2 separate regions of the Homo sapiens genome follow, and region 1 is linked to region 2. A link is a loop called in an ENCODE intact Hi-C map of the cell type or tissue named here. Cell type or tissue: chondrocyte. All regions are shown on one strand. Each heading gives the region's core, and the rest is flanking DNA. Links, peaks and the distances in the headings are about the cores only. Region 1 overlaps ARSB (arylsulfatase B). Region 2 overlaps LOC124900191 (a long non-coding RNA gene).

Region 1 (2,915 bases), core at 280-2,779, 160 kb after region 2:
ACTGTTTCTAAGGGCATTTGATCACTCCTGACCCTGTTCTTCCCTCGCCTTCTCTCAACGTGGTGGAAAAGTGTTTCCAGGACTTTGGTTCAGAGTGAGGACTGGAGGCCCAGCCACACTGGAGTGAGTCATGAGATCTTTCCTGGGGAGTCTTGAATTACCACATACAAAACTCTCAGTAACTGTCGGAACTCAGCTGGTTGCTGGTTTTGCTTGCATGCTTTAGCTGCGTTAAAGCACTCGGTAGTTTATTTTTCATATTTTATTTGGGTTAATTCCTAAAAATCACAAAGGCAGCGCCTTCATGCTAGGACAGTATCTATTATATTTTTTAAAATTTTGTTAAGTATTCAGGAAGGCTTTGCGTGGACTGCTCCTGTTAGAAGACAACCACAAAGCGGGGGAGGCCACGGGTAGAGCGGTTGCACAGATGGCAAGTGTAAGCAAATAGCGGCCAAGTCCATTGTGAAGTTTCACTTGCAGCTGTGTGGAAAATACCTATGCTGGTGACTCAATGTCTTTGGATTTCTAGCTTTAAATTACAGCAGAGAAGACTCATTTTCAAGTGCTGAGCATATAGGGAGACTGGCAAATGTGGGCCAGTTTTGAGCCCATCAGTTACCATACACTGCACTACAGAAGGATAATTAAAAGCAGGGGGAAGGGGGAAGTCTTGTGGTAATCAGGGCATCAAGCATGGTACCTGGACAGCTGGCATGGCAACCAACCTGACAGCAATACTGTGTCTATTTCCAATAATAGAAATTTAGCTCCCTTCCAGTGTAGCTGTATGCTGGGGTCTTGATTTTCTTTTCTGGAATGAGGTGTGCGCAGATGCAACGTTATTGCTCACCTGGCCCATCAGAGTCACGTATAAATGGTCAGGCCAGTGACTGTATCATACTTGTGCCTCTCACAGTTTTGTCTGGGAACTCTACCTTGTGTTGTAAAAGACCTTGTGTCCTCTGACCCCCCTCCCCCGACTTCCACTCTCCTCTTGGTCTGCCGCTGGGACTGTATTTTGTCGCTTATCTAACACAAAATAAACAGAACAATCTGGAGCTAATTTAAGTGGTTTACCATATCAGGATACAGCTGGGAAAGATTTTAAGAAAAGGCTCAACAGGAACAATAGCGCTGTGAAGTGGAGCAGCAGCGGAGAGCACAGGAAGGCAGTTTCAGGCAGCCTGGCAGACAGCTGTCAGCCACTCCAATAACAATTCCTGCAGCCAATGAAAACGGGCAGGCTCTGTGCGGGCAGCCTGGCCGGAACACCAACAATGAAAACAAGGGATTAGAGAGCATTCTCAGTTAATGGCTTGAGTGTCAGGGCCACCAGTCTCCCGGGAGCCAGTGCTCCCAACCAGCAAGGACTGGAGAGGAACTGCAGATGAAACAACACTTCATTTCTCTACAACACTGGCCAAGACTTTTTTTTTTTTTTTTGACATGCATGCATCCACGCTGGCTTTATCCTGACTTATGAATCCAGCAAGGCCCACAGAGGAACATCTGGTTTTGACATTAATTTCTTCTACTCTGCAGGATGGTTGGGTTTTTAACTCATTGGGGGCCTTTGGCTAGACCTTGAATTTCCTGGTGCAACTTGACAGAGGTGAGAGGGCTTGAGGGAGTTAAATAAAACTATGTGCTGCCCTTGAAAGGACTTGCAAATGCTTTATATATTAAACAAAGAAACTCCACTTGGATCAAGCTCTTGACAAAGATCCAACCAATTAGGTAAACGGTATAGTCTCGAAAGGCAGTGACATTTCATGCAAGGAATACTGAATTGGAAGCATGGAGACTTGGACTCTTGGTCTACTTCTGTCACTGCAAAAGGTTTCTGGGTCAAAGTTTCCTCACTTAGGACCATGTGCCCTTATCCTCTTCTTCATCATTTCATTTATGATATTAGCTTATGCTCACACATTTTTTTTTCCAGAGAGTACTTGACTTAGTAAAAATTTCCCTCTAACAACAGCAACTTTTGGGTTTATTATAAAGTAATTCCACATGTTTAAGAATAACTTTAAAAAATAATCTGTGTCTGTGTTCTTAAGTTGTAGGGAAAAGAGAGAGAGATCAGACCATTACTGTCTCTATGTAGAAAGGGAAAGACATAAGAAACTCCATTTTGATCTGTACCCTGAACAATTGCTTTGCCCTGAGATGCTGTTAATCTGTAACTTTGCCCCAACCTTGAGCTCACAGAAACATGTGTTGTATGGAATCAAGGTTTAAGGGATCTAGGGCTGTGTGGGATGTGCCTTGTTAACAAAATGTTTACAGGCAGTATGTTTGGTAAAAGTCATCGCCATTCTCCATTCTCGATAAACCAGGGGCACAATGCACTGCAGAAAGCCACAGGGACCTCTGCCCAGGAAAACTGGGTATTATCCAAGGTTTCTCCCCATGTGATAGTCTGAAATATGGCCTTGTGGGATGGGAAAGACCTGACCATCCCCCCAGCCCGAGACCCGTGAAGGGTCTGTGCTGAGGAGGATTAGCAAAAGAGGAAGGCCTCTTGCAGTTGAGATAGAGGAAGGCCACTGTCTCCTGCCTGCCCCTGGGAACTGAATGTCTCGGTATAAAACCCGATTGTACATTTGTTCAATTCTGAGATAGGAGAAAAGCCGCCCTGTGGCGGGAGGCGAGACATGTTGGCAGCAATGCTGCTCTGCTACTCTTTACTCCACTGAGATGTTTGGGTGGAGAGAAGCATAAATGTGGCCTACATGCACATCCAGGCATAGTACCTTCCCTTGAACTTATTTGTGACACAGATTCCTTTGCTCACATGTTTTCTTGCTGACCTTCTCCCCACTATCACCCTGTTCTCCTGCCGCATTCCTCTTGCTGAGATAGTGAAAATAGTAATCAATAAATACTGAGGAAACCCGGGGACCGGTGCC
Region 2 (2,915 bases), core at 260-2,759:
TCTCTCCATCACCTACCCCAATGTAGCGCTGATGCCCTCCAGTCATTGGGAAGGCAGTGTTGGGATGGCCCAAGCACACCAGGGCTGCCTCTAGAAGCCACATTTCTTGGACTTGAGATTTGAACCTTGTCAGGAACAAAGCAATTAACTGAGTTCCCCGTAAGTTGGCCGGACAAGTGAAGTGAGCTGGAAAATTGAGGTAATTTTCTGGACCAGTCAGACTAGAAACAAAAAATAAATGTAAAAGCAACCCAGCTTCAACTTTCTGGATCTTTCAGTAAAATAATTTCAGCCCAAATGATCTGGAGAATTGCCTCCATTTTATGTTGTATTGTGGACACAGTCTTAGGGAATCCATTTGCCCCCCCAAACCGGACATCTCTACCTTGAATGCACTTTTATAAGAAGTGCTTCCTGGTTTCCCCATTTTTTTTTTCATAATCTATGTAGAGGATAGAATCATTCCTACTTTTTCTTCCCCAAGCAATGCTTGCACATGGTCACAGTTGGAAGCCGTAACAAGCAGGATGGAAGAAATCACATCCTATTCACAGCTAACAGGTGAACCTGCAAATTAATTAACTGGTGGAAATGCTCAAAACAAGTCGTTAAGGAGCCAGGTAATGTTTGTGGATGAGCTGCGTGCAGGTGGGCTGGCCATAGCCATGGCCCAATTCCTCACACGCGTCTGGGCGGTCCAGAGGGCGGGGTAAGGGGCAGGGAAAAGGGCAGTCGGGAACTTTTTTTCCTTGGCAGCCCATCTGCTGAGGTCACAAACAAGCCACACTCCAGCTGCTCTGCCATCTCGGCCTTGTGGGTGGTCTCTCATATACTCGACCAGCCACACAACACAGCCCACCCCCTGCTTATGGCCTCTGCCAGAGTATTTATTAGGAACCGTGCCTTCTTGGAACACTAAATAGCTAGGCTTCATAATTAAAGACTTCATTAGTTACTTGTTGCGAATTTCCATGGCTAATGGGACTCAGGGCTGCATTATTTATGGCATTGGAAGGCTTCCCATCAATCAATCTCAGATCTCCTCTTTTGCCAGGTGCCCACCACACACCCCCTCCCCACAAGTCTGCCAGCAGGATGGGAGGTAGTCAGTGCCATGGTTAACAGGAAAAAAACTCCCAGGGTCTCCACACTGGTCTGCATGAATTCATAGTGAGGCCAAAACTAGGCTGGGAAATGGAGCAAATCTGATGCCCATTTATCATCTTTTAATTGTCTTCTCTTCTTGCTCATCTCATAAGGGGGCATTTCAGCAGATGAGGCTGAACTTGCTCCATGGCCTGTCTTTCAAGATTGTCACTCTAGGGATTATTTTAGAAGCTCTTTGGGGCAGAAGAATGGAGACCTTTAGAGAAAAGGAGCTAAGAAATGCGTTCAGAGCTGCCAAGGAAGCTGGCAGAATACGATCATGAGATCAGTACATTTTTCCTTGAAAGAGTCATTGTGTGGCCTAGTTTGAGAAAAAGCTTTCTTTTCTAATTCCTACTGCATGAGAGAATGCATAATATCAACACAGCTGATATTTGATTACTACCTCATTTCAGGGACTATTCTAAGCTCTTTACCCTCATTCTCTCATTTACTCCTTATGCAGTAGCTCTACACCACAATCTGTTCTCCTCTTCCAAGAGTCGTAGCTGGAACATGGCTGTCCAGCCTGGGACTGCATTCCTCGGTCACCCTGGAAGCCAGGTGAGGACATGTGACCACACTTTCACCAATGGAAGCTGAGCAAGGGCCTGCCAATCTCCAGCCAGAGCTTTTAGAAAGCAGGCTGCCTCTTTGATGTTCCTTCCTCCTTTCCTGTTAGCTGAGCTGGTGGAACATGGAGTGGTCTTAAAACACAAGTTGGGCAGGCTTCGTAGCTTACGCTTGTAGTAATCCCAGCACTTTGGGAGGTCAAGGTGCGCAGAAAATGAGGTGAGGAGTTTGAGACCAGCCTCACCAACACAGTGAAACCCCGTCTCTACTAAAAATACAAAAATTAGCTGGGTGTGGTGGCAGGCGCCTGTAATCCCAGCTACTCGGGAGGCTGAGGCAGAATTGCTTGAACCTGGGAGGCGGAGGTTGCAGTGAGCAGAGATCACGCCACTGTATTCCAGCCTAGGCAACAGAGCTAGACTCCATCTCAAAAACAAACAAACAAACGAACAAACAAAAAACACAAGTTGTTTATCAGAGTTGGTGTCCAAGCCACTCACCATTCCAGAGCATCCATCCTGGGTGGTTTTGTGACAGAAATAAACTGCTTGCTCCTTAGCTTGCTACATGTTAGGGCTCTTTATTAGAAAGCTTATCTTACTACCCTAGCATACTTTGCAACAACCCTCCAATGTAAGTTTATTTATTTTAATATTTTTTAGAGACAGGGTCTTTCTCTCTCATCCAGGCTGAAGTGTTGTCACACCATCATAGCTCACTGTAGCCTCAAACTCCTGGGCTTAAGCCACCCTCCCGCCTCAGCCTCCTGAAGCACTGGGATTGCAAGCGTGAGCCATTAAGCCTGGCCTTTAAATGAAACAAACAAACAAAAAACAACCCATTTTACTGCATTTACAAAACTGCAACTCAGAGAAATAAGGTACTTGGTTTAAATTCATCAGTTACAGTGAGCAGCACTGGGGTTCAAATCTAGGTTTCTGAAACAATCTATGATGATAGGGGGCAGAGTGGTGGTTCCCCGGGGGAGAGTGGATTGACTGGCAGGGTGCACAAGGGAACTTTTTTTGTTTTTTTAAGAGCAAGGTGCTTGGATTAGTAATTATGTTTAACATTTAGACAACATTTTATCATTAAACAAGGCACTTGCATGCAGATAACTCATTTAAGCCTCACAAGCACTCTGAGGAATAGGTATTATTCTTGTACAGATGAGATTGAGGTGTGGACAAGTGAGA

The links. Peaks named below come from ENCODE experiments on the same cell type or tissue, not always from the same donor. Only the 100,000 strongest peaks of a DNase experiment are listed, where the experiment ranks them.
Region 1: it touches region 2 in a loop (2.1-fold over the local background); 1 of 110 quality-filtered maps calls a loop at or near these places.

The regions. Positions count from the first base shown.
Region 1 is chr5:78,907,302-78,910,216 of GRCh38, forward strand. The region is part of intron 4 of ARSB (arylsulfatase B); the gene reads right to left. Among named protein-coding and RNA genes, the nearest start is that of ARSB, 77 kb to the right of the region's middle. In chondrocyte, for the core only: a CTCF peak has its summit at 1,262; no DNase peak of the experiment used is centred there.
Region 2 is chr5:78,746,422-78,749,336 of GRCh38, forward strand. All of the region lies in intron 3 of LOC124900191 (a long non-coding RNA gene), which reads right to left. Among named protein-coding and RNA genes, the nearest start is that of LHFPL2, 99 kb to the left of the region's middle. In chondrocyte, for the core only: no CTCF peak of the experiment used is centred there; a DNase peak (open chromatin) is centred at 1,726.